2 separate regions of the Homo sapiens genome follow, and region 1 is linked to region 2. Evidence: chromatin loops called from intact Hi-C (ENCODE). Cell type or tissue: heart right ventricle. All regions are shown on one strand. Each heading gives the region's core, and the rest is flanking DNA. Links, peaks and the distances in the headings are about the cores only.

Region 1 (9,614 bases), core at 1,615-9,614, 750 kb after region 2:
AAAAATTAAGCAAAATGTACATTCAGCAGTAAAACTCCAAAAGAATTGAATCCCCATGGTTTTTAGTGGTGGTGTCGTCTGAATGTTTCAGTTCACGGGTCATTCTGACTCAGAGTTAGCAAGCTCATATGAACTCCTAAAAGAATGGGCCATCCTTCCATTTGTGTGTTCACAGAGAAAGAATTTACTAACTACCTATGACATGTCAAGCAGCATACTGGGAACTGGATATAAAAAGGTAGACAGATATAGTCCTCATCTCTAAAGACCTCACAATTTAGTCAGGGAGTGAGAAACAATCACACTAAGATGTGATGATTTTGTAACTGAAGTACATAAAGACTGATGCAGGAATGAGGCCTAAATGGGTCGCTCAGTGGGAGTCAGGGACGGCATCACCCAGGTGACATCCAAGCTGGGTCTTGAAAGACACTATGGTTTTTATCAGGGAGAGAAGGGGATGGACAGTCCAGGTGAGGGAATAAAGACATGGTGCTTCTTATGAGGATGACAATCTTCTTCAAAGCCTTCAGATGATCAGATAAATAAACAGGGATCTAGTCAGTCACCTATCTTGAAGGTTGAAGTTATTAGTCTAAACACAATCCAATCATCTCAAAGATATGTGCTTCTGACATTCATTTTTATAGCTGAAGCAAACCCAATTCCCAGAAATGCTATACAAAATTTTAGAGGGGGTGCCCTTAGCATTAAACAACTAGGTCTTATTGAGAAGCCCCAGGCGAGAGTGGACACTAGGGGGAAGCATTCCTACTTTCAACATCTGACAGCAGTAGTTCTGGATGTATGTTGGAAATAGTGCTGTAAATCTAGTTTGGTCTAAGACACGCCCTTGGGAAAGGAATATGATTTAAAGGAGTAGATCCAATCCTGCTTGCCAACATGGACTCCCTCTCACTCCTCACCCTCTCTGTCTCCTGTCCAGTTACTTTCTGGGGTGACAAGATCAAATGGTCACATGGATGACCCTTGTGGTGACTCCTTTACCCCAGGGACCTTCACCCTTGCTCATTTCCATGGCTCTCTCCAATGGCAGCATACTGCATTTGGTTTCTAGTCTCCACCTGAAACCTCATCCTGCAATTCTGTAATCTTGGACCATCCTCATTCTTCCACCTACCAGTCTATCCAGATCGAGTCCTTGATCACTGAGACTGCCACTCAACCCTTCCTTTCCCCCTAGGTTAGCAGCCACCTGCCCTCTCCTCTGCTTCCCTTCACTACCCAAGAGAGCCCCAGAATCTTCGATTAAGTAGGCTGCCTTTCTCTAGTCAAATAAGGCTCTGAAAAGCTCTACTTCCCAAGCATCTCCATCTTTCCACCCTCACTGAAAGGGACAGAGAGATACTTACAAATCCTCCCCAGAACTAGAACAGAAAACTCACTTACAAGCACCTGGTTTGACCTCTCTCAATTCCAGGCTCCCCCAACCACAGCTGAGCCCTCAATACAGGTGATCAGTCCTCTCTGCTTTAAAGGGCTGTTCTTCCCTTACCCACAGGAACTACTCTGCACCTCCAATCTGCTCCTAAAACCCAAGATCTAACCCTCTAATCTGCCTGAGGAGATGGAGCTTATTTAGGGTGTGTTTCTCATAATCCCAACTTGATTGTTCACCTCCACAGTTCTCGCCTTTCCATCAGTCTCAGAGGAAGCAAATTTGTGTATCCTTTTCAAGGACCATCCTTCTATTTGCACTCTTGGCCCCAGTCCCTATTGCTCTTCTGGGGCCTTGTTCCATCAACTGTACCATCCTGTTGCTGGATCTCGAGCCAACCTACTAATAGCTGCAGGAAATAGCCACCCATAAAATATTTGTAAATACCACCTCTTGGTGCTTGTGAATTCTTTCAAGGGTACTCTTTTCCCGAAGAACGAGAGCTTCAGATTTTGCTTGACAAGCTTTTTCAAAATCATTCTGGAACATGGTTAACTCCTTTTCATACTTTTTTTTTGCTTCCATTTTAATTTTTGCTATCTCGGTATCTTTAAAAAACTTCAACTGCAAATTGATCACAAAAAATTAAAAATACCAACTATTATACTATAAAAACAGGAACAAGTTCTCTCTCTACATCTAGGTTTAACATTAATGCTCTGTCCAAATATATTTATTTCATGTTAGTTTTATCTCATTCACTCTATTTGTAGGATTCACTCAAAAGGCATAAACAAATGTCACCAGAAATAAAAAAAAATTTGCACAACAGTACAGTATCCCATTCGTTATTAAAAGTTCTAGATATTTTCCCATATACCTATGGTTAAGACTTTAGAAGACAAACAAAAACATCACTCTTGTTTACAGTAACAAGATAAAGCTTACCTTTTGACACATTTCTGCCCGAAGTTGCTCTTCTATTTCTCTCTTATACTCATTTAGCTTTATTTCTAAAGATTCGAACTTGATACGCTGAGGGTAAGCATCTGCAAACTGATCATCAATAAGCTGAAGCTTCTCAGCTATTAAAAAATAACACATCAAATTAGGACATAGAAACATCGTCAGGTGCGTAAGACGCCAGACCTCTGGTTCAAAAGTAAAGAGGATACTTAGGGGAAAGTGTAGGGATTATCTGCAACTTACTTTGAAATACAAAAAAAGGAAGGTGGATGAATGGATGGACAGATAAAAATGATGAAGCAAGTATAACACAAGTGTAATAGTGACATCTAGGTGGTGGGTATACAAGTGTTCGCTAAAATTGTTTCAACTTTTCTGTATGTTTGAAAATGTTCATCATGAAATGTTAGAGGAAAAAGAAAGCCAAGAGTACAGTTTAAGTCAGAAAATACTGGAGTCTCTTCCTACTCTCTAAGTGCTAAGGCAGAGAGCTCTTTATTGGACTCTGGTTAAAGCTGACTTACATATTCAAAACAATAACTTTAAAAGAATCAAAGATCACGTATATCAACCCCTCCCCTTTACACATAAAGAACAAATGCTGATATAGCTTAATAAGTGACTACATGACAGCATAACCAGGATTAAAGTGAGGTCTACTGACTCTTCCCTTAGTCCATGGCCCTCAAACCAACTATGGATCAGAATCAACCACATAGCAAAGTGCAAATCTGAACCCAGAGTACAATCTCAACCGTGTATAACGCCCACCCAAAAAGTATGCACAGAGGGGAAAAAGGCTGGCAGAAGTAGATTAAAACATCGATAGTGTTTATCTCTGGTAGGGATGACTTTAGACATGTTTTTCCATCTACTTTTCTGTATTTTCCAGATGCTGTCCAACACAGGACTCTCCAGCCACATGGGGCCATTGACACTTCAAATGTGACCAGACTCAACTGAGATGTGCTTTAAATGTAAAAAACACATGAGATTTCAAAGACAGTGCAAAAAATAAATGTGAAATATCTTAGTATTTTTTATATTGAATATATGCTGAAATAATATTTTGCATGTATTGGGTTAAATATATTATTAAAACAAATTTCACCCGTTTCTTTTTACTTTTTTCAACGTGGCTACTAGAAAATTTAAAATTATGTATGTGGCTCACACCACTGAACAGCACTGCTTGATAATTAGCAAGTAATATGTTTCTAATTGAATTAAAAATACACTTAAAGGCATAGTCATATAATACATTTTATGAATTATGAACTTATCTTCTTGCAAGTTACCATTTAAGAGTAAGGAAGGGCCAAGAAATCCATTAAGCATATCGTTTTAAACAGCTATTTCCCATCTCTACTGAGCACGAAACTGACAGACAGGATGGTACTGCAGACCAGCTGGATAGTACAAAAAGCTCCAGATCATGGATGGGAGAACTTGGACTCCACTATTAGTTCTGATGCAGACTGAGTGTTTCCAAGTTGCTCTTCCTCTGAGGACCTCGGTTTCCTCAACTATAAAATGAAGTGATAAGTCACTGACTTCTCTAGTACTTTGCAAAGCAAGTAGTTTATAATCTTCTAACTGGGTGGCTGTAAAGTTAGACAAGACACGAGGAAGAACCTCCCAGTTAAGAGAAGTCAAACTCAACAAACAAGGAAGAATATGGGCCTTTGAATCCCTGCATGATTTGGCCAGTGTAGCCCTGGCATTCATGAGGCTAGGGAATGACACTGGAGAGCACTTCCTGGTCCCCCAAGATGATTCCAGAAATGAATTCCCTTGTTGCCTGCCGGCTGCATCCCTCCAGTTCAAGGAGCAATCACACAATATGGTAAATCAGATAATTTCCTTCATTCAAAATGAAAACAGCAGAACTGAAATTAAGAAAGAAGGCTATAATTACCCAGAGAATCTCTGTTAAATGTCGAACTTGTCTGAGTTTCCATATTACAACTCTCTTTAGCTTGATGATATTCTGCCAATTCTTTTAAAAAATGCATAAGAAAACCTAAAAAACATATGCATACAGTTTTGTTTCAGAACTTTCAACCACTGCTCAGTCACTGTTTTTACAATCTTAGTTTTAGGACATTATCATTTTTTACATTATATATCTTTCCTTTTTTTTAGAGACAAAAGTCTTGCTCTGTCACCCAGGCTGGAGTGCAGTGGTGTAATCATGGCTCACTGCGGCCTCGACCTCCTGGGCTCAAGCAATCCTCCTACATCAGTCTCCCAAGTAGCTGGGACTAGAGGTGCACACCACCACCCACCACGCCCAGCTAATTTTACTTTTTGTATAAACAGGGTCTTGCTATGTTGCCCAGGCTAGTCTCAAACTCATGGCCTCAAGCAATCCTCCTGCCTGGGCCTCCCAAAGTGCTGGGATCACAAGCATGAGCCACTGTGCCCAGTCATATCTTTTAATAAATCTGAGAAAAGGCCTTCCCAAGCATGATACAGAACCTGGAAGGAATAAGGAGAAATATTTATCAATCTAACTACATAAAAACTGAAAACTTACATATGGCATAAAATAAAAAAATAACACACTGGGAAAAATAGTTGCAATAATATGGAGGCATAACCAAGACTAAAGTGATGACATTTTCATAACATCAAAGAACTCTTACAAATCAGTTTAAAAAAAAAAAATCAGAAAAATGGGGAAAAACATGGGTAGTTTGCAGAAAAAACTACATTGTCAAAGATGAACACAATTTTTAGATGCTGAATAAACATGAACAAAATCATAAATGCAAATTAATACAACAGAGAAACCATTATTTTCCCTATAACACTGCTAAGATTAAAACTTGTATAATGCTAAGTGTTGGCAAGGGAGTGGATATATAGCTATACTCATTCACTTGGAAGAGAAATTTGTCAGTGCTTATATATATTCGAAATGCATGTGCCCTTTAATCTAGTCATTCCACTTCTATGAATTTACACAGGTATACTTTCACAAGGGCACAAAGGGTGCACACTGCACATAGGTTACCTGTAATGGCAAAAAGCAAACAATAAAACAACCAGATCTCCATCAATAGGGGGTTAAATACATTATTTAAAAATAATTAGTCTATACTGCTACAGAAAGATACATTGGTGGATTAAAAAAAGCAAATTGCATACAGTATCTACGATATAATCCCAATTGATTGTGTTTTAATTACAAATACATAGTTTTAACCTCAAACAATTCTAGAAGATAAACAAGAAACTGTTAATTCTAGTTATCAGTGGAGTGAAACTGTTAATTCTAGTTATCAGTGGAGCGTGAGATTAGAGAACATGGGCAGAAACTGCTACTTTGCTTTCACTTTATATCCTTCTGAATAGTTTGAAACTGTTTTAAACCACAAGCATAAATTACTTAAGAAATGTTTAGTTTCTTGGAACTAAAAACAGTAGTTAGCTCAGCACCTTTTCCCCCACCCCCACTCCCTTCAGGAAGGGGATTAGATTTTGTCACAGTCTGCATACCATCCTGGGATCACCTGACCTAAATTTGCAAACATTAAGGTTCACTCTTGATGACGTAAAGCTCTATGGGTTTCGACACTGGGTCTTTCATTCTCTTAACAGCGTCTTTTGGCAGGGTACAGTGGCTCACGCTTGTCATCCCAGCACTCTGGGAGGCTGAGGCAGGCGATCACCTGAGGTCAGGGGATCGAGACCAGCCTGATCAACATGGTGAACCCCATCTCTATTGAAAACACAAAAAAATTAGCCAGGCGTGGTGGCAGGCGCCTGTAGTTCCAGCTACTCAGGAGGCTGAGACAGGAGAATCACTTGAACCCAGGAGGCAGAGGCTGCAGTGAGCCGAGGTCACGCCACTGCACTCCAGCCTGGGTGGCAGAGTGAAACTCCGTCTCAAAAACAAAACAAAAAGAACAGTGTCTTTCACAGAGATGTTTTTAATTTTAATAAAGTCTAACTGATCTACTTTTTTCTTTCATGTATCTTGCTCTTGGTGTTACATCTCATCACGAAACCCAAGATCACAGACTTTCTACTGTTCTCATCTGGAAGTTTTATAGTTTTGCATTTTACATTTAGGTCTATGGTTCATTTTGAGTTAGTTTTTGTGTAAGGTATAATAAATAAGATCTGTGTCTAGGTTCATTTTTGCGCATATGAATATCCAACTGTTACAGCACCACTTGTTGAAAAGACTATCTTTCCTCTATTGAATTGCCTTTGCACCTTTGTTAAAAAAAAAATCAATTGACTATATTTGTGTGGATGTATTTCTGGACTTCCTAATTCTGTCCCCATTGATGTATATGTCTTATTCTTTTGCCAATTGCAGATAAGAATTTTTACTTCCAAAAAGCAAAGGGCCGATGTCCAAATTTTCTTCCCTCATCCAAATTTTGTGCACATCATTTTCTGGATATTGTCAGGCCTCTGAGCCGAAGCTCAGCCATTGTAACCCCCGTAACCTGCATATATACGTCCAGATGGCCTGCAGGAGCCAGCTAAAAAACCACAGAAGTGAAACAGCTCCTGCCTTAACTGACTGACCAACCTTACGACATTCCACCATTATGACTTGTTCTGCCCTGCCCCAACTGATCAATCGACCTTGTGACATTCTTCTTCTGGACAATGAGTCCCAAGATCTCTCCACCATGCACCTTGGGACCCCCTCCCCTGCTAACAATAAATAACCACCTTTAACTGTAACTTTCCACTGCCTACTCAAGCCCTATAAAGCTGCCCCTCTCCTATCTCCCTTCACTGACTCTCTTTTCGGACTCAACCCACTTGCACCCAAGTGAATAAACAGCCTTGTTCCTCACACAAAGCCTGTTTGGTGGTCTCTTCACACAGACACGCATAACAGATATCATTATCTCTGAAAGGAAAATTAGCAGTGGGAAGAATGGGTGACTAGAATCTAGGAGGAAAAGTACCAAGGCCATTCAACAGCTTAGCACCCCCTGAGCATAGATATGGTAGGATAAGACCATAGGTCTGAGTCAGGGGACAGACAACGGTTAAGTACACAATATCTTCCTACATGTTTTCTGTTACTTAATTAGAAGACACCAATTTTTAAAAAAATTTTATCTTACCAGGAGCTATTTTGTTAGCTAAGAGTTCTATCCAAATTTTGGCACTAGGATGCCTGACCTATCTGCTACTCATAGTTTTTCTGGCTTCCAGAAATTTTACTGGGATGCTAGGTGAAGCTGGTAAGGGCTGTCGGCCAGATGTCTTTCTGAACCAGATGCATTTAAAGAGACTGTGTAAAAACTATTTTTTTTTTTTTGAGACGGAGTCTTGCTCTGTCGCTAGGCTGGAGCGCAGTGGCGTGATCTTGGCTCACTGTAACCTCTGCCTCCTGGGTTCAAGCGATTCCCCTGCCTCAGCCTCCCAAATAGCTGGGACTACAGGTGCACGCCACCAGGCCTGGCTAACTTTTTTTTGTATTTTAGTAGAGACGGGGTTTCACCATGTTGGCCAGGATGGTCTTGCTCTCCCGACCTCGTGATCCGCCCGCCTCAGCCTCCCAAAGTGCTGGGATTACAGGCGTGAGCCACTGCGCCCGGCCATGGAAAAACTACTTTTAAGGATAATGTATCTATAGTAACTACATAGATTTTTTTTTTTTTTTTGAGATGGAGTCCAGCTCTGTCACCCAGGCTGGAGTGCAGTGGCGCTATCTTGGCTCACCGCAACCTTCGCCTCTCTGGTTCAAGCGATTCTCCTGCCTCAGCCTCCCAAGTAGCTGGGATTACAGGCACTCACCACCACGCCTGGCTAATTTTTGTATTTTTAGTAGAGATGGGGTTTCACCATGTTGGCCAGGCTGGTCTTGAACCCCTGACCTCAAGTGATCAGCCAGGTTTGCCCTCCCAAAGTGCTGGGATTACAAGCATGAGCCACCGTGCCTGGCCCATAGATTATTTCTTAATATCCCTTCAAGCCACAAATTTCCTTTTGAAGTAATAGTTAAGCAAAAGATACTAGCTATATACCTCAGAATTATGCTAATATGGTAGTCACTATGCAAGTGTAGCTAATTAAATGTAAATTAAAAATTCAGTTATCCAGTCACACTAGCCACATTTCAAGGCTCAAAAGCCACATGAGGATAGCAGCTACCACATTAAACAGCATAGACACAGACATTTCCATAATCACAGAGAGTCACACTGGACGACACTTAGAGTACAGAATATAGGATCATTTACCATACTGAACTTCAGTAGAGATGGTCTAGTTTGCGGGCAGTCCAGAATATCTTGTGCTCCAATTTATTTATATTCTGCTAACATTACTACCAAGAGACTTGGCGATTAAGTCACAGACTTAATGGCTGGCAGAAAATAAGTATTCAAATGATTAAGTTCTAAATGAATTGGCGAATGAATGGATGAATAAATGAATGTCCTTGTGGGGATGATAGTGCAGGCAACAGACAAAATCCAAGGGTGTACCAACACAAAAGGACTATTACTAACAGATTATTTTAAAAGACCTAAAGAATAACTATGCATCAAAGCCAAGTTGCCAGCTTATGTTCATGCTACAAAGCCCATCATCAAGTCTAACCAATGGCCTGAAACCCACAGTAGTTATGGACTCTATGAATGGCTATTATCAAGGCCAAAATTAAGGCAATTTATTAGGTCTATATAAACATTTTTTTTTTTTTTGAGACGGAGTTTTGCTCTTGTTGCCCAGGCAGGAGTGCAATGGCGTGATCTCAGCTCACCGCAACCTCTGCCTTCCGGGTTCAAGCGATTCTCCTGCCTCAGCCTCCTGAGTAGCTGTGATTACAAGCATGCGCCACTACGCCTAGCTAATTTTTTTGTATTTTTAGTAGAAACGGGGTTTCTCCAGGTTGGTCAGGCTGATCTCGAACTCCCGACCTCAGGTGATCCACCCGCCTCAGCCTCCCAAAGTGCTGGGATTACAGGCATGAGCCACCACGCCCGGCCTGTATAAACATTTAAGAACAAAAGATATATAACACATTACTGAACACAACTCTCATTCTTTAAGGAAATATTAATACATCTAATACCCTACCAATTATACTTGAGAGGGATACCTAGTATACAAAGACACTTGGCCTAAAAGTTATTAGTTTTTTTTTTTTTTTTTTGCAGAAATATTCCCAACAGTGGGTATTTTTACAAACAGTATCTTTCAGCCTGTCTGTAGGGCCTTTGATACTGTCTACAGTTTTTTTAATTGAATATCTAAAAGTTAT
Region 2 (16,488 bases), core at 3,886-11,885:
TCTTTGAATATGTCACTGTCAGGGTGTCATTTGCCATTCATGTGAATTGAAGTAACTGCTGACACCTTACTAATCAAGCAATACTGCCCAACTTCTGGTACATTCTAGAAGTTCCTAGACCCATACTCAGACTTTTCTCAGAGCTTCTTTCCATTATCTTTTCCCTTTACTGCCAACAGGCTTGAAAAACATCATATCTTGGCTGCTGGACATCAACAATATATTTTATGCCCCATGTGGTTCATGAACTGAGTGTCCCAACCTAACAGATTAGTACCAGATAATTTTTTAAACTGCATTCATTAATAGTTAGCATCTCTTTGGATCACTGCTGATTAGAGTATCTAAATTATTCTCACAATTTTGTTTTACCTTAGGAAGACTTGCTGTATATAATTCAAAGAGGGTTTTATTAAGTAACTCAAGCATGGGATTTTAGTGTCTCATTTGATGAGAACTCTGCCAAAGTGTCCGTTACTTCACTCATCATTTGGCCTGTGGGGAGAGCCTTGTGGACTTTGCTCTGCTCATCTGCCCACTCAAATTTATTCTAGGTTTACTTTGTAGATTTTGATCTGAACTATTTTTCAGAATCCCAGACAGGTTCTTTTTCAAAAACAAAAACAAAAACAAAAAAAAACCTGTTTGGCTCAACTCTGTGTCTCTTTTGCTCTTTCTAACCACAGTGATGGCACTCAGATCTCAGTGCTCAAGGGATGTGATTAGAGACAGAAAATGGCATTGAAATTCATGTCACAGAGCATTTAAGTTCAGCTATCATGTGAAAGATCATAGTGTTTTTGTTCCCATTCAGTATACACTGAGTTATATTTTTGCCTCTTTTGTTTTTGTTTCTTTGGAAGGAAAAACATCACTTTATTTTCTTCCAAACTTGTGAATAGGGAGACAGACATCAATGATGTCGTAAACATACTGTGGGGAAGAAAATCTATTAATTAGCATATTTCTTATAGTAGCTATATTAGTAGAAAAAAAGACTGGAGGAGGAAGTGTCCCGGTAGTTTTGAAATGGAATTTAGGATTGTAGCTTACAGCATATTTTCTTGGGACTCATCAGATGCCAACATCTTTTTCTATATATGAGTAAATTGAAACACAAATAAATCAAAGTGGTGGTTCTCCACTCTGGATACACATGACATTCATCTGGGAATTTTAAAAAAATAATTTAAATTTAAGATGCCTGGGCCCCACCCTCAGAGCTGATCTGATTGGTCAGGGATAGAGCTTGGCATTATTGGTTTTTGAAAACCCTCCTGGAGGTTCTCATGCGCAGAGGAAATTCAGAATCCTTGTATTAAAGTTCAGTGGCAGAGTGCGGAGTAGAACAAGTCCATATGAGTCCCCAACAGAGATCTGCTCACTGCCCTCATGCCCTCACCTTGAAGAATGCTGGCTGTTGGCATTGAAGAGAGCACCAAAAGGTTAGCGACACATGCTGAAGAGGGCAAGTATTGCAGCCAGGGACTATTTGAGTAAAAGAGATAATGCTATTTCCATATCAAGTCAAGTGCAAGCATTTCCCAGGAGACAGAGGACACACAAAAACATGCTGACATACTACATAACTCAGTTTGAACTTCACTAGGGTCTTCCCCAATTGTGGTACCCTCTGGAAATAGAAACTAATCGTCGGAAAGTGGAGTGACAGCAGAGCTCCTTCAGGAGGCAGATACTTGGAATCCTCTTCCTCTCCAGAGGATTCAAAGAATCAGAACATTTCTGTAAACTCCTTAAATCAGCAGGTCACTCATTAAGTCCCTCTTTTGCCACCCTACTGCTCTGTCCTCTGCTAGACAGTAAGCAACACTAAAGCAACTGCCTTGTTCTGTAGTGTGCCCTAGAACCTAATACAGTGATTGACATTACTCTAGGATTCTCCTTACTCTAGGATTCTGTATTTGTGAACTAACTTACTTGCCAAAAGTTATTTGCAACCCCCAAAATCAATAGTAGCAGCAGTTTCATGGTCATTAATGGATATGTGCTAAGCAATGAAAAATTTTAGTCTCTCAATATGCATGCATGCTCCCAGCTGAGGTTGAACAAGGTGACACTCTGCCTTCTTATTTCTGCTCTCAGACTCTAAACAAGTGTCCTTTTGTAGTCTATTTACTGCCATGGTTTTTTTTTTTTTTTTTTGCATTTTTGTGCTTCTTCTTGGTAATTTCACTGTTTAAAATGTAGCGTAGTGCTGGAGTGCTGTCTAATGTTGCTAAGTACAAAAACGCCATGATATGCGTTACAGAGAAAACACATATGTTAGACAAGCTTTGTTCAGGTATGAGTGATGTGCTGTTGGCCATGAGTTCAATGTTAATGAATTAACTATATATTAGATAAAGTGTTTTGAAACAGAAATACACATAAAACAAAGTTATATATTGATCAGTTATTGAAAATATTGTGGCTAGAGGCTTATAGGAACCTAATCCTGTGTTTCTACTAGGAGCAATGGTTCGGTATTAAATAATTCAGTGTTCACAGTGACTTTAGAGAACATAACCAACACAAATCATAAGAATTGACTGTATACAGTAAATACTCAATAAATACCTGTTAAGCAAATGAGCAACTGAATAAAAATCTCACATTTGCATATTTTTACATATATCAATATGTATTATGTGTATTTGTATTGGATTCTGTATTGGTGCTGGAATGTCAAAGATGCTAATAATAGTTAACCTTTATGGAGTGCTAACTATGAGTCAGGCACTTTGGACATCCATTTTTATTTAGTCTTCACAACAGTTCTGTGAGGCAAATACTTCATTTAATGGAGAAGGTAACTGAGGCCAAAAGAAATGAAGGAACTTGCTCAGATTCCCTTAGTTAGAAAGTAGTGAATATATGTTTGATCCAGGCAGCCAAACTTCTGTTGTGGGCTCAACTGTGGGTTCTCACAAATTCATATGTTGACATTCTAACCCCAGTACCTCAGAATGTGACTATATTTGGAGATAGGGTTTTTAAAAAGTACTTAAGGCTAAATGAGGTTATTGGAGTGGGTCTTAGTTCAATATGACAGGTATCCTTATAAGAAAAGATTAGGACACTGACACATGCAGATGGAAGATGTATAAAGACATAGGAGGAAGACGGTCATCTGCAATCCAAGAGGAGAGACCTCAGGAGAAACCAACCCCAACTACACCTTGATCTCAGACTTCTAGCTTCCAGAACTTTCAGAAAAAAAAACATTTCTATTGCTTAAGCCACCTAGACTGTGGTACTTTGCTATGGCAGCTTGAGCAAACTAATACAACTATAATTACGATTCCTGGCTGATAAATAAAACATGCCCAGAGCCTCCAAATTTCTTAAGTATAGCCACTTGCTATAATCCACTTGAGATATTTTTCTTCAGAGGGAGAGCAGTATGCTGTGAATGAGGCTGTGAATAAATTTGAAATTCTGGAACGGCTCGTAGGATAGAGCAAGTGAAAAAAAGTTGCTGGATCTTGAGCCAAAGCCAAGTGGAGCATAAATGTGGCCAAGCCAGAACAAAGCACAAGGAGGGGTGCCAAATCACAGAAGTACAAGCAAAGCAGGGAGGGGTTGTACTGGATGGAACATAAGCCAAACGATCCAGTCAAGGAGGAGGACCAGGTCACAAAAGCAAAAGTTTAAAAAGCGAAGCACAAAAGGCATAAGACAATAGGAGATGGATCATGAGGACTATTTTATGGATGCGTAGCCCACCTGGGACCCAACTGGCCACAATATGTAGGTTTAAAAAGTTTAAATACACTTTCCTTTCATGTTCCTTCACCTGAATAAAAAACAGTGTTGAAATTAAATTTTGACATTCCCATCAAAATATGGTTGAGTGATAGATCATTACTGTGTCATGGTGGGTTCCGCAGAAACAAATGCTGAGAGGGAGATTCTGGAATACAGCAGTCTTTAATTTTAGTAGCAGGTAGGATAAATCTTTTTTTTTTTTTTTTACTACTTTTTCGAAAACATTCTTGGCAATTTTTGCATACTTTGTTTTCTTATGAAAAATCATTTTATCAATTTTATAAAGAAACCTTGTTGGGTTTCTGATTGAAATGATATTAAGTGTATTTATTTGAAAAGAAATCACATTTTTATTATATTAAGACTTTCTGAGGACTTCCAGTTCCAAAATGGTGGTGTAGATATAAGCTGGCTTCATTCCTCCCATCACTACAGAGAATCAAAAACATATACAGTGTCAAGATGATCACCAACAATGTCTAATAATTAAAATATGAGGATGAGACCATTTCTGGGGCCACAGGAAAGTGAAAAAACTCTGAGCAGATGGGAAGAGAATTGGATTTGTACATCTGTGACACCCTTCCCTGCAATCTGTCCATCACTAAATGCACAGAAAACTTTTCCCTGACCCATGGTTTCCACACTGGTGAAAGTAAGACAAAGGTGGACAACTAGCTTCCCCACCATCTTGGATTCCCTGTCAGGAGACCTGTCCCTACCTCAACCCACAGGAAGCATCAAGAGTACCTGAAAGGAGAAATATCCCTGAGCATAGCCAGAGACAAAGGGGTGAGGTAGGACTACCATCCAAAGTGGCTGTTTAGCATCACCATGCTATAGTCTGGGTTTTGTTTGTTTCAGGTTTGTTTCAGGTCCCCTGGGCATGAACCTCTAACAAGACTTTCCATACTACTGGGATATCCCCTTTGGAACTTTCCCATTTGGGTTGGATGGCACTCTAATTGTGTATTAGAACCAAGGCAAACCTGGGCCTCAGCAAACCTGGCAGCCATCTAGTGCTGAAAAAGAGACAGTGACTTAGCTGAGAAAAAAAGAGAGACAGCATGGTGATGCTGAACAGCCACTCAGATTTGATGTCTCCTTTGGCCAAAATACAGAGCAGAATTTCTAGGGCTTTGGATGGTAGTCTGGATAAAAATATTTTGTGTAAGACTGCAAAAGCACAAGCAACTGAAGCAAAAATAGACAAATGGGATTACATCAAACTAAAGCTTCTGCACAGCAAAGTGAATAGACAACACACAAAGTGGAAGAAAATATTTGCAAACTATCTGACAAGGGATTAATAACTGGAATCTTTAAGGAGCTCAAACTATCAATAGAAGAAAAAATCCACAAATAATCCAATTAAAAATGGGCAAAAGACCTGAATAAATTTTTTTAAAAAAAAATCCATTTTTACTTTAGATTTGGGGGTATTGGTGTAGTTTTGTTATCATACAAGATTACAGTGCATGATGCTGAGGTTGGGTTTCTATTGATCCCGTCACACAGATAATGAACATAGTACCCAAAAGGAGGTTTTTCAGCCCTTGCTTCTCTCCCTCCCTCCTGCCTTTTGGAGTCCCAGTGTCTATAGTTCCCATCTTTATGTACCCAAGATTAACTCTCACTTAAAATTGAGAACATGCGATAATTTGGTTTTCTGTTTCCATATTAATTTGCTTAGGATAGTGGCCTCCAGCTGCATCCATGTTGCTGCAAAGGACATTATTTCATTATTTTATGGGTGTGTAGTATCCCATGGTGTATATGTACCACATTTTCTTTATCCAATCCACCATCGATGGATACCTAGGTTGATTCCAAGGTATTTTAAGAAATACCATGAATAGGTATTTCTTAAAAGAAGACATACAAATGGCCAATGGGTATATGAAAAAAATGCTCAACATCATTAATCAGGGAACTACAAATCAAAACCACAATGAAATGTCATCTCACTGCAGTTAAAATGGCTTCTGTTAAAAGACAGGAAATAACAGATGCTGGTGAGAATGTGGACAAAGGGAAACACTTGTACACTGTTGTTGAAAATGCAAATTAGTACAGCAGCTATGGAAAACTGTATGGAAGTTCAAAAACCTAAAAATAGAACTGCTATATAATTCAGCAATTCCACTGCTGGGTATATACCCAAAAAGAAAGGAAATCAATGTATCAAAGAGATATTTGCACTCCTATGTTTATTGCAGCATTATTCATAATAGCCAAGATATGGAATTTATCTAAGTACCTATTAATGGATGAATGGATACAGAAAATGTAGTATGTATTCACAATGAAATATTATTCAGCCATAAAAGCATGAAATCCTGTGATTTGCAGCAACATAGTTGGAACTGGAGGTCATTATGTTAAGTGAAATAAACCAAGCTCAGAAAGACAAATATCACATATTCTCCTTCCCACGTGGGAGCTTAAAATGAGAATCTCATGAAGATAGACAGGAAATTGATGGTTATCAGAGGCAGGGAAGGGTACAGGGTGGGGGGAAATGAAGAGAGGCTGATTAATGAGTATAAAGATACAGTTTGTTGTAATAAATTAGACCTAGTGTTTGATGGATCAGTAGGGCGGCTATAGTTTATAATAATCTATTATATGTTTCAAAAATAACTAGAAGAGAATAATTCAATTTTTTCTATCATAAAGAAAAGTATTTAAGGTGACAGATATCCCAATTGCACTGATTTGATCTGTACAAATTATACAAATATATTAAATTACCTCATGTGCCCTCAAAATATGTATATTATATATAAAAAAATTTAAAAATAAAAATGTCAATGACCTAGGGGGGAAAATACTTTCTATCAAGGGGTATAGTTTGTCAATACATTTATTCAGATCTCATTTTATGTCCTTCAATAAAATTTATAGCTCTTTTAAATAAATGTTACATTTTCCTTGTTAAATTGTTTCTATGTAATTTGTAGTTTTTATTTTATTGTTAATGAGGTGTATGGTTGTGTTTTCCATTTCTATTTCTATCTGGTTTCTATGAGTAAATCAGTTGGTTTTTAAAATATTTTTCCTGGTAACCAGCACCTTACCAAATTATTTTACTTCTAGTCACATAATTTTCTTTTAATTGAGCCTGTTGGTTTTTTTTTTGTTTTTTTAGGTAACCATGGAATTATTTGCAAATCAGTGTGATATGACTATCTTCCAATATTTACATAACTTCTTTACTTTTTAAAGAATTCTCAAGAACTCTGAAGAAATGAAAATAACATCTCTTCCTTTAAAGAGCATAAGCTATTGGCCAGTGTTCACTATATATTAGAGTTGTAATTGTGATGGCAGGTACTTTACTTGTGATGCATAATCCATCTTGCTGTCTGTTCTATTCCAGGATGATATTTCTGGGTTAGAGTACCTCCTTAAGCAGAGCCACATGGAAACAGGATTTTTAAGGGACACATTTTGAGTTGGTCTGCCTAGCTGTGAGATAGATGGGAGGGGGTGGGGCAAAGTGTATCTTAGAGGCCAATTGTCCCACAGGTTTTCAAATAAATGGCAACATTTTTTAAAACTAAGAAAAATTGAGCTTTTGCCTTTTAAAATCTGGTTCAAATGTCCCCTTATGAAACAGAACGAAGTGAAAATGCTCCCAGCAACATGTCATGTGTCTGGATGGGAAGTGGAGGCTCAGCCTGCCACTCTCTCACTATGTCTCCAAGGACTGTGCTGTGGTTTGTGACTCAGCTATTGTTTGCAAAGCCCAGGACCACCACATTTTGTACCCTTCTCTGTCTTCAAGGAGAAAACCCACTTCATATAACCAAGCCCACATGGATCCTCACACTGAGAATTATAAAAGACTGCACCGAGCTGTTTTCTTCCTGTTACTCTTATGATAAATTCCTTTCTGAGCTTTAGAAATAAGTAGCTGGGGAAATTTGTTCCCTCTACTTTCACTTTTGCTTTCTCGTTTTGAAATCATCATGAAAGCTTACAGAAGCTAACATCAAGTTGCCCTGGTTATCAGACGATTTCTCTTCTCTATCTTGACCCCTCATCAACCACTTTACATCATCTTTCCATGTGATACAACTATTTATTTGAGTGCCTTGGGCTCTAAGCTCTGTAGAGCAAGCAGCCTATACTTTATTTTTCCTCTTCTGTGTTCTAAGACACTTGTAATAATTATCAGCCTAAAATTAACCCAAATATCAGACGCATGGTGTTTGGTAGCCCTTCAAAGCTTTTTTGTTTTTTTCCTGGCCAATCTCAGGTACAATGGTTTGGTATTAGACTAAATTTAACATGTGTACAATGAAAAGATTTTGCTTCATTTTTCTAGGACTTTGATGCTCTGGTATTTTGAACCACCTAGGCTGTGATCACTCAAGTTGCCTAGTAACCAGCTGAAGGCCAGCACCAGAGTGAAACCAAGAGAAGCCACATTCCTTAATAAAGACAGCAACAGCTGGGGAACCAGCAGGTCTAGGTTCACGGTTGAGCTGGATCCTTACTCCTTTGAGGATGTGACTGACATGTCTTTTATTAAACTGCTTAAATCCTCCATCTGTAAAATGGGCCTGACGTTTGACAGCAAGTACCTCCTGCACATATTGTGAGGATTAATGAAGAATCTAGAAAACAGTTTGAACCTTTCAGAATAAAAGCACTTGGAAAACATGTTGGATTTACAATAATTTAGTGCTAGCATTAAGATAATGTTGGAAAGCAGGGTCAGCTAAATCACTGATTTCCAAGATTTAAAGACAACTACAGTAATAACAGTCTTTCCACTTGCCTTATAGTTAATTGTGTTTATATAATTATCTCAAGGACAGAAAGTGGTGATAAATGCATTGAAAATGGAGAAAAACGTATTATGGTATTAAAAAACAATCTGAGTTACCATATCTGAGATCAACCCACATATGTGCGGATTTACTCAGTACTAATTCAGCTAATCTTTCTTAGAGATGACTGTCAATTCTAGAAGAACTCAAGATACAAGGTAAGACCATTAGCTTGGTGTATAGTCTGATGAACAGCATATAAAAATGGCTTTGTTTGGGAAACAGTCCCTCTATGTCAATATGGAATTCTGGGCTCATCTGAGCCAACACACTTACCTAGGATTCAAGTTCCTTCCCCTCACCTACAATCTATGCATTCTTTTTTTCTTGTCATTACCCCATGTAGACTTTGCATTTCGCCCATGCTAAAATATTTCATCTCCCTTTCACCCCAAACACAATGAACTCTCCTTAGCTAGAAATGTCAGCTCACAAGCTTCTGTCTTAGAACAATTTTTTTCCACAATTCTCTTGGATTATCTGAAACAAAACTATCCTGAAAACCACCAGCTCAAGTACTCCTTTGCAAAATGGACTGTTTTATTTCCCAGGCCCAGAGTGGTCATAAAGTCCCTGAGGTATCATTAGGCATCAAGAAGAACTGGGTTCAAATCCTTTTTATGCTTTCTGTGCATACATAAGGCAAATTACTTAATTTCTCTCAACCTTAGATTCTTATCTATAAAACAGATAATAATACACTCAAAGGTTGTTGGGAGGATTAAATAAGGATATATATATATGTAATATTTTCATATATATCCTTATATAAGTATATAAGGATATATATGCAATATGTATATATGTATGTGTACATACATACACATATATAGTGCGTATATATATATACACACACTCACACAGACATATATATATGGTGGGTCAGAAATTTCAGAAATATACCCCGTGCTCAATCAACGTAATTGATAGAGTTCTCTTTCCCCCTTCCACTCCACCTTCTTTCTAGCTCTCATACTAATCATGGCTGCTTTTCTAGATGGTAGAGTAGAACCCTATATCGACTAACAAAATAGATGTCTTCTATTTGAAGGGATTTAGAACCAGGTTAAAAAGTAAAACATAATGTCCATTCGCCTGCATTATAGTTTTCTGCGATGTTTAGAGAATTTTTTTAATGACAGGTTTTGATTGTCTTATATTGAATATGTTTTAAGTGGTTTTCACCTAATATAAGAGGAAAACATCAAAAGCCACAATCCTAGAAAGAGAAACTACATTACATTGAAAACTCTCAAGGGCTAATGGGCCATTTATGCCTTTTCTCTGGGCATTAGGAAACTCATTGTATGGTGACAAGTTTGCCTTGGCTCAATCTGATCTACCAGCAAGGACTCTGAAAGACATTCATTCAATCACTTGTCCATCCTGAAGCCACTGCTAAAATTGCAGCCACTGCTAAAATTGCAGCCGGCTGAAGTGACACAGGAAACCAAGTCCCTGTACTTAACTTGGAGGATGAAAGGAGGCATCATACAGAGGACTGATTAAAGGCCAGGTGATGTGGCGGCCCTCATACTCAGAACATCTGGGAATTTTTAAATGCTGTCCTGACCCTCACTAGTTTTCTTCAAATACTGGAACTGCTGGAAATTCCACCCAGTTTTTCTGCAAAACCCATTTAGGTGCTTCTACGGGAGTCAGGTGATTCCCAGAGTCCAATAACTCCAATGACATGAGACTTCGGAGATTTGCTGTTTTCTAAAAAGAGCAAGACAACCGTCTCTTCCACTTCCATTCTAGTTTTCCCAGGACTTTCCCAGTTTTCCAGTGAAAGTCCCTAGTCGTAGGAAACACCTCAGTTTCAGGTAAACACTGAACAGCTTTCTCAGAAATATAGCTAGGATTGGGGAATATCACAAGATCACCAACACTTTAAATAGGATAGGACTTAGACTCTTTCAACTCAGAAAAAGACAGAAAAAAACCAGTTTTGTGATCAACCCACAAACCTAATGCCATCCAAGGTCTGTTCTTTCTTCACCAGTTCAATGGTTACAATTATTTTTGAGGCAGAAAATCCTTTGCAAAACAGATGAAATCTGTGGAAACTCTTGTTAGAAAAATCTATTCATATCCACATAATACTGAAGTATATAGCACACAAAGCAAGTGTACTAATCAAAAGATTACAGCTTTATAAATTTTCACAAACCAAACACACCCATTTGAACAGCACCTAGGTAAACAACAGAATATTACCAGCACCTCAATAGGATTTATCTTTCCCTTCCAGTCACTACTAGCCTGCCAAGGGTAAATGCTGCCCCAACTTCTAAGACCTTAGATTAGTTTTACCTTCTTTTGAACTTCATATAAGTTAAATTATTTAGTATGTACACTTTCATGTTTGGCTTCTTAAATGCAACATTTTTTTGTGACAGTAGGTCTTATTATTGTGTGTAGTTGCAGTTCATTAATTCCCATGTATGTTACATCGTATGAAAATACTATATTTTATTTATACATCCTATTATTGGTGGTTATTTGGTTAGTTTTTAAAGTATTGTGAGTAATATTACTGTAAACATTTTCATGTATATCCTTTAGTGAATAATTATATGCATTTCTTTTGGATATAAGCCAAGGAATAAAATGATGGGGTTCTAGAACATATATATGTGTGTGTGTGTGTGTCTATATATATATGTATACATATGTATACATATACACGTATATATGTATACATATACACGTATATATGTATACATGTGTATACATATATACGTGTATATGTATACACATGTATACATATATATGTGTACATATGTATATATATGTATATATGTATATATGTGTATATATGTGTATATGTGTATATATGTATATATGTGTATATATGTATATATGTATATATGTGTATATATGTATATAAGTATATATATGTGTATATATGTGTGTATATATATATATATGTTCAGCCTTAGCAGACACTGTTTTTATTTTTAAATTTACATATAGTAAAATTCACATTTGTTTTGGTGTAAAGGTCTGTGAATGTAGCCTTTTTAGATTAGCCTCTTTCATTTCACATAAGTATTTGAGGTTCATTCATGTTGTTTACATATCCTTAATTCATTCCTTTTTTATTATGGAATAGTATTCCATTGTATGGATGTATCACAATTTGTTAATTCACCTGTTGAAAAACTTAAAGTATAATAATAATAAAATTTTAAAAAACATGATAGAAAAACATTTTTTTTCCACTTTAAGGCTATTATTAAAATTCATGTACAGTTTTGTGTGAATATAGTTTTCATTTTTCTATGTGATATGGTTTGAATGTATGTGTCTCTCCCAAAATTCATATATTAGAGCTTAAAACCCAGCATGTTAGTATTTAGATGTAGGGCCTTTAGGCAGGGATTAAGTCATGAGAGCAGAGTCCTCATGAATGGGATTAGTGACCTCGTAAAAAGTCCTGAGGGAAATAGCTAGGCCCTTTTGCCCTTCCACCATATGAGGACACAGTATTCATCCCCTTGGGAGAACACAGCAACAAGGCACATTTTGCAAGCAGTTATCAGCCCTTAGCAGACACCAGACCTGCCAGCACCTTGATCTTGGACTTCCCAGACTTCAGAACTGTGAGACGTAAATTCTTGTTCTTTATAAATTACCCAGTCTCAGGTATTTTGTTACAGCAGCAGGAACAAACTAAGACACTAGGGTAATCATTTAGAAATTTTGGTTCTCATTTGTTCTTTAACTTTATAAGAAACTGCAAACTTGTTTTCCAGAATGACTATACCATTTTGAATTCCCATCAGTAATGTGTGAGATCTCCAGTAGCTCTGCATCCTCACCAGCACTTGGTAGTCTCAGGCTTAATAAGCTATTCTGGTAATTATGTAGCAATATCTTATTATGGTTTCAATTTACATTTCCTTAATGATTAATGAGGTTGAATATACTTTTATGTGTTTATTTAGTATTCCAGATAATTTATGTATTATATCTAAAATTTTTAATTGTAATTAGTGGGAAGATAGGGTAAAGTGTATGTATTTCATGTCAGCCAGAAGTTCTCAATACCTTTTGAATTGGATTTTAGTCTATTCCTCAAGCAGAGTCTCACAGAGACTGAGCATGAGGAGACTAGATGATAGGAATGCATCTCAGTGACACTCAAGGAAACCTCATGTCCTTTGAATCATGTTTCCTAGTTTCCTGACAGCCTGCTGTTCTGCAGGCTAAGCTCCTACAAAACTCAAGTGGACAAAAAAACTTGTCTGAGTTAATTGAAAATCCACTTTACACCTGTTTTTTTTTTCAATCCATTTTGCTTCCTAAGGGGATGGATGAGTTCACTCATTCTCCTCAGGCTATGGTATTTTAAACTGCTGTCATAGAAAGTAACAGGATCTGTTTGGGTGCTCTTTCTCTTTCTCACAGTTCTACTAGAATGACCTCAAGTTTGATTTGACCCAGTACTTCCCAAGCTAAGGAAACAAGCTTTCTGAAAGTGCACATACTTCTGTAAAGTGCACAAAGACTTTACTGAATTGGTAGGCATGAGTCACAATGATCAGCTATGACGACATGTTTGCCAAACTGGGGCTGGTCTCAAAACATAATATTTCTGGAGGACACCCACGTCTTGACATCCATCCTCACTTATTAGGCTGGATTATTTGGACCCAACTACAATCCTCTAGGAGGACGTCAGGTGTTTTGAATGGCTCCATTAACTCAGCCAGGCCATTAGAACAGTACTACTCAAGTGTGCCCTGCATACCCATAGCATCACATCACCTGGGAGCTTGTTAGAAATCCTGATGCCCAGACAACATTTTCGAAATCATATCTCTGGGGCTAAGTACAGGAATCTGTGTCTTAACAAGCTTTTCCAGGGATTCTTATGCATTCTGAAGTTTAAGAACCACTGATTAGAATTTGCATTTACTTATGACAAAGCTAAATTAAAAGATTGGGAAAAGGAAATGAGATTTTTTCCCAATGTTTTCAAATTTCTACTGAGTGTTAATCTATTACTCTTTTACAAACAAACTCTTCAGGCAACCTACGAAAGGAAGAACTAAGGTGACTTTAGTAATAGAAGTGAACAAAACCGCCAGTTTATAGGCGAGTATGTGGCCTTCCTTTTGCAATCATAGATGGCAAAACAATATTATGAAGTGTAGGTAAAAATATGATCCTATTTTTGAACTATTTTACAGCAAATGGACAGAATAATATAATTTTTAAATGAAAAAGCTTATTGTTTATTATTGATGTTTAAAAAATATTTGAAAATCATCAGGAAAAAAAGCTGTTTGGTGAGTTTCCCTCTAGAAATATATTATTTTCTGACCATAATAGCAGGCCTATGTGAGCAAATTTTATAGTAATTCTGACTATAATCTCAGTCTTGAGCCTAGTTAGAGGAATTCTGAGAGCTGAATTCAAATAGAGATAGACTGGAGAAAAGACAGAAGCAGTCTTCTAAATTGATCTTGAATTGGTCAGATGCTGTTAGTAAATATTTATTGGGTACTTCTTATGTGCAGAGTGTGTGCTGTGTGCTGAAGCTGGTCATATCAATTTGGAAGTATGATAAGATAGCCTTATAAAATGTCCATTAAAACCCATGTAGGTGATAGAAGGCAATAAAGTTTTTCCCCCATACACTCCTTCTACTTCTCTTCAATCTTCCCACCCCTTATCAAGGTGTGTTTTCTTACACAAGAAGCCACTACCACCGATTTAGCATCAATGACAGAAGATTTTCATTGTTTGTTTGTTTCATCCAGCCATGAAGATTCTCTGATTCACCTTCCCTCCTCCTAGTTGTTACCAAGAACATGAATTTTGCAAGCTGATAAACTGAAATCTGAAGTGCAAACTGTGGAATGGAACCGAGCTAAAGGAGCTTGTATTACAGAAGGAATTTATTTTTTAGAGAATTGTCTGTTCCTGCTGTTCCAACTTTAAGGAAAAGATACATATCAGATTGTACTATTTTTAAACTGTTTTTCCAATTAATTTGACTATGAAAAAACTCACTAGAAGTGAATTACTCATTGCATCTTATCTCTTGATCTTGGTACTAGAGCCCAGCTGCATCACCAGTTTTAGCCTTCCCTTCTGCCTCCCACACACTCCCCCAAGCCCACTGACTTCACTTGCAGCTTACTGAAGAACAGATAATGTTGGCTATTTAATCAGAACTGCAAAGATATTTGACACAGTGTACATGCAGCCCCTGGAGCAATTGTAACTGACTACCCATCTTCCTACAGCTGAATCCCAGGCAGGTGAGTAGCCTGAGATGAAGGGAGGATTGTTAGAAAGGAGAGGATACTGACTGATGGGTTAGCTGGGCACTGTCTCTATCCAGGGACACGTAAGGGAGTCAAGATCAGGACAAGACAATGCTTGGGTGAGAAACTAAATGGCTAGATGCCTGGGATTCCTTGACTTTTTGTCATGCTCTCTCTAGGTCCTATTATTTCCTCATGTTTGGAAAGACATTGTACTATTATAGGATTTTTCAAAAAAAAAAGAAAAAAAATAATCACTTTAGATAAGCAATGGATTTTTATTTGGTTTTAAAAGGACTTTGTTAATTTTCCATTGTTAACAACCCAGATTCTGTCCCAGGTTCTGCTCCAGCAATATTCTAATGTCTACTGGTCAGCAGTGACAAAGCGACAAATCCTTGTTGCTCAATGATTTGTAACGTCCATTTGCAGGCATTAGTTCATAATGAGACAGCCAGGTGGTAAGGGCTCCTTGGCAGAGCCTCTGACCGACCTGCACACTGGGAGGAGTGTGCACTGGAGTGCAACCACAGAAGTCCGCATCGCTTTCTCTGGGGAGAAGCCTGGCCCCTCCTCTTCCTGGGTTGTACCTGGGATTCAGTCTGCAAGGCGGGAAGCCCATGAGCAGAAAGCATAAACTCTTACCTCGCTAAGAGTCTGTTTCCCCTTTTCTTCCTTTTTGTCCAATAAATCCCATTTTTCTCACTCTTCAAATCGTCTGCGAGCCTAAATTTTCATGGCCATGTGACAAGGACCCCATCTTTAGCTGAATTAAGGAAAAGTCCCACAACAATAATAGGAGATGGCCCAATTCTGCATGACTTAGATCAAGGTTTCCTAACATTTGTGAGTTTGAGGACCCCTTTATACCATCAGAAAAGTCCCCAAATCACCATACAATTTTACCTGTGTTTCAAGTTATTAGTTGATTATAACATATTTGTACTAGGACAAAAAATGACTATCAATTCAAAAACCATTTTAAATTATCTTGTATAAGTTTTCAAAAAAGAAAGGAAATAACCACCATATATTAACCATAACACTTGCAGACATTTGAAAATAGCAGTCCATATACAGGAAGATCTGTTTTTATTCAGTATGCAGCCAATACTTGGTAAACAGAGGGGTTAAAGGTATCTTTTGTACAGCACTTATAATTCCTAAGTGTCCACAATACACAGGCTTGAAACCAGTGACTTAGGCAATGAATTATATCACACACAAAAAAATGAATGAATAATAAAGAAATAAATAATTGGGGAAAAAAACAAACCTGGGCTTGTTATTAAAACATAAGAAAGGAGAGCTTTTTGTTGAGGTTGGAATTATAATTACTTTGGTTGGTAAATGGAAATTATTTTATGATGGTTCTTGTTATAGCTATGAATACTTGTGATGAATTTTGGGGTGTTTGTTGTTTCTGATATTACAAACTATATTAGTAGAACAATAAGATGAAATATGCCTCCTTTAGAAGTAAATTTTAGCAATTAAAATGGTGTTTTTAAAGATGTCTTTTTCTCTTCAGGGATTCAGGACTGCAGGCCATGCAAACATTTGTGGCTTTAAAATGCGACATTGCCAGGATGGCT

What was found. Peaks named below come from ENCODE experiments on the same cell type or tissue, not always from the same donor. Only the 100,000 strongest peaks of a DNase experiment are listed, where the experiment ranks them.
Region 1: a loop joins it to region 2, with 16 times the contacts of the local background. A loop is called at or near these places in 1 of 110 quality-filtered maps.

What each region holds. Positions count from the first base shown.
Region 1 is chrX:13,739,189-13,748,802 of GRCh38, reverse strand. It overlaps OFD1 (OFD1 centriole and centriolar satellite protein), which reads right to left. Exons shown (of 23, transcript NM_003611.3): 6 at 4,284-4,388; 7 at 2,348-2,484; 8 at 1,850-2,023. Among named protein-coding and RNA genes, the nearest start is that of OFD1, 9.2 kb to the right of the region's middle. In heart right ventricle, for the core only: no CTCF peak of the experiment used is centred there; no DNase peak of the experiment used is centred there.
Region 2 is chrX:14,488,559-14,505,046 of GRCh38, reverse strand. It overlaps a transcript of GLRA2 not described here. Among named protein-coding and RNA genes, the nearest start is that of GLRA2, 33 kb to the left of the region's middle. In heart right ventricle, for the core only: no CTCF peak of the experiment used is centred there; no DNase peak of the experiment used is centred there; H3K4me3 peaks cover 985 bases; H3K27ac peaks cover 1,385 bases.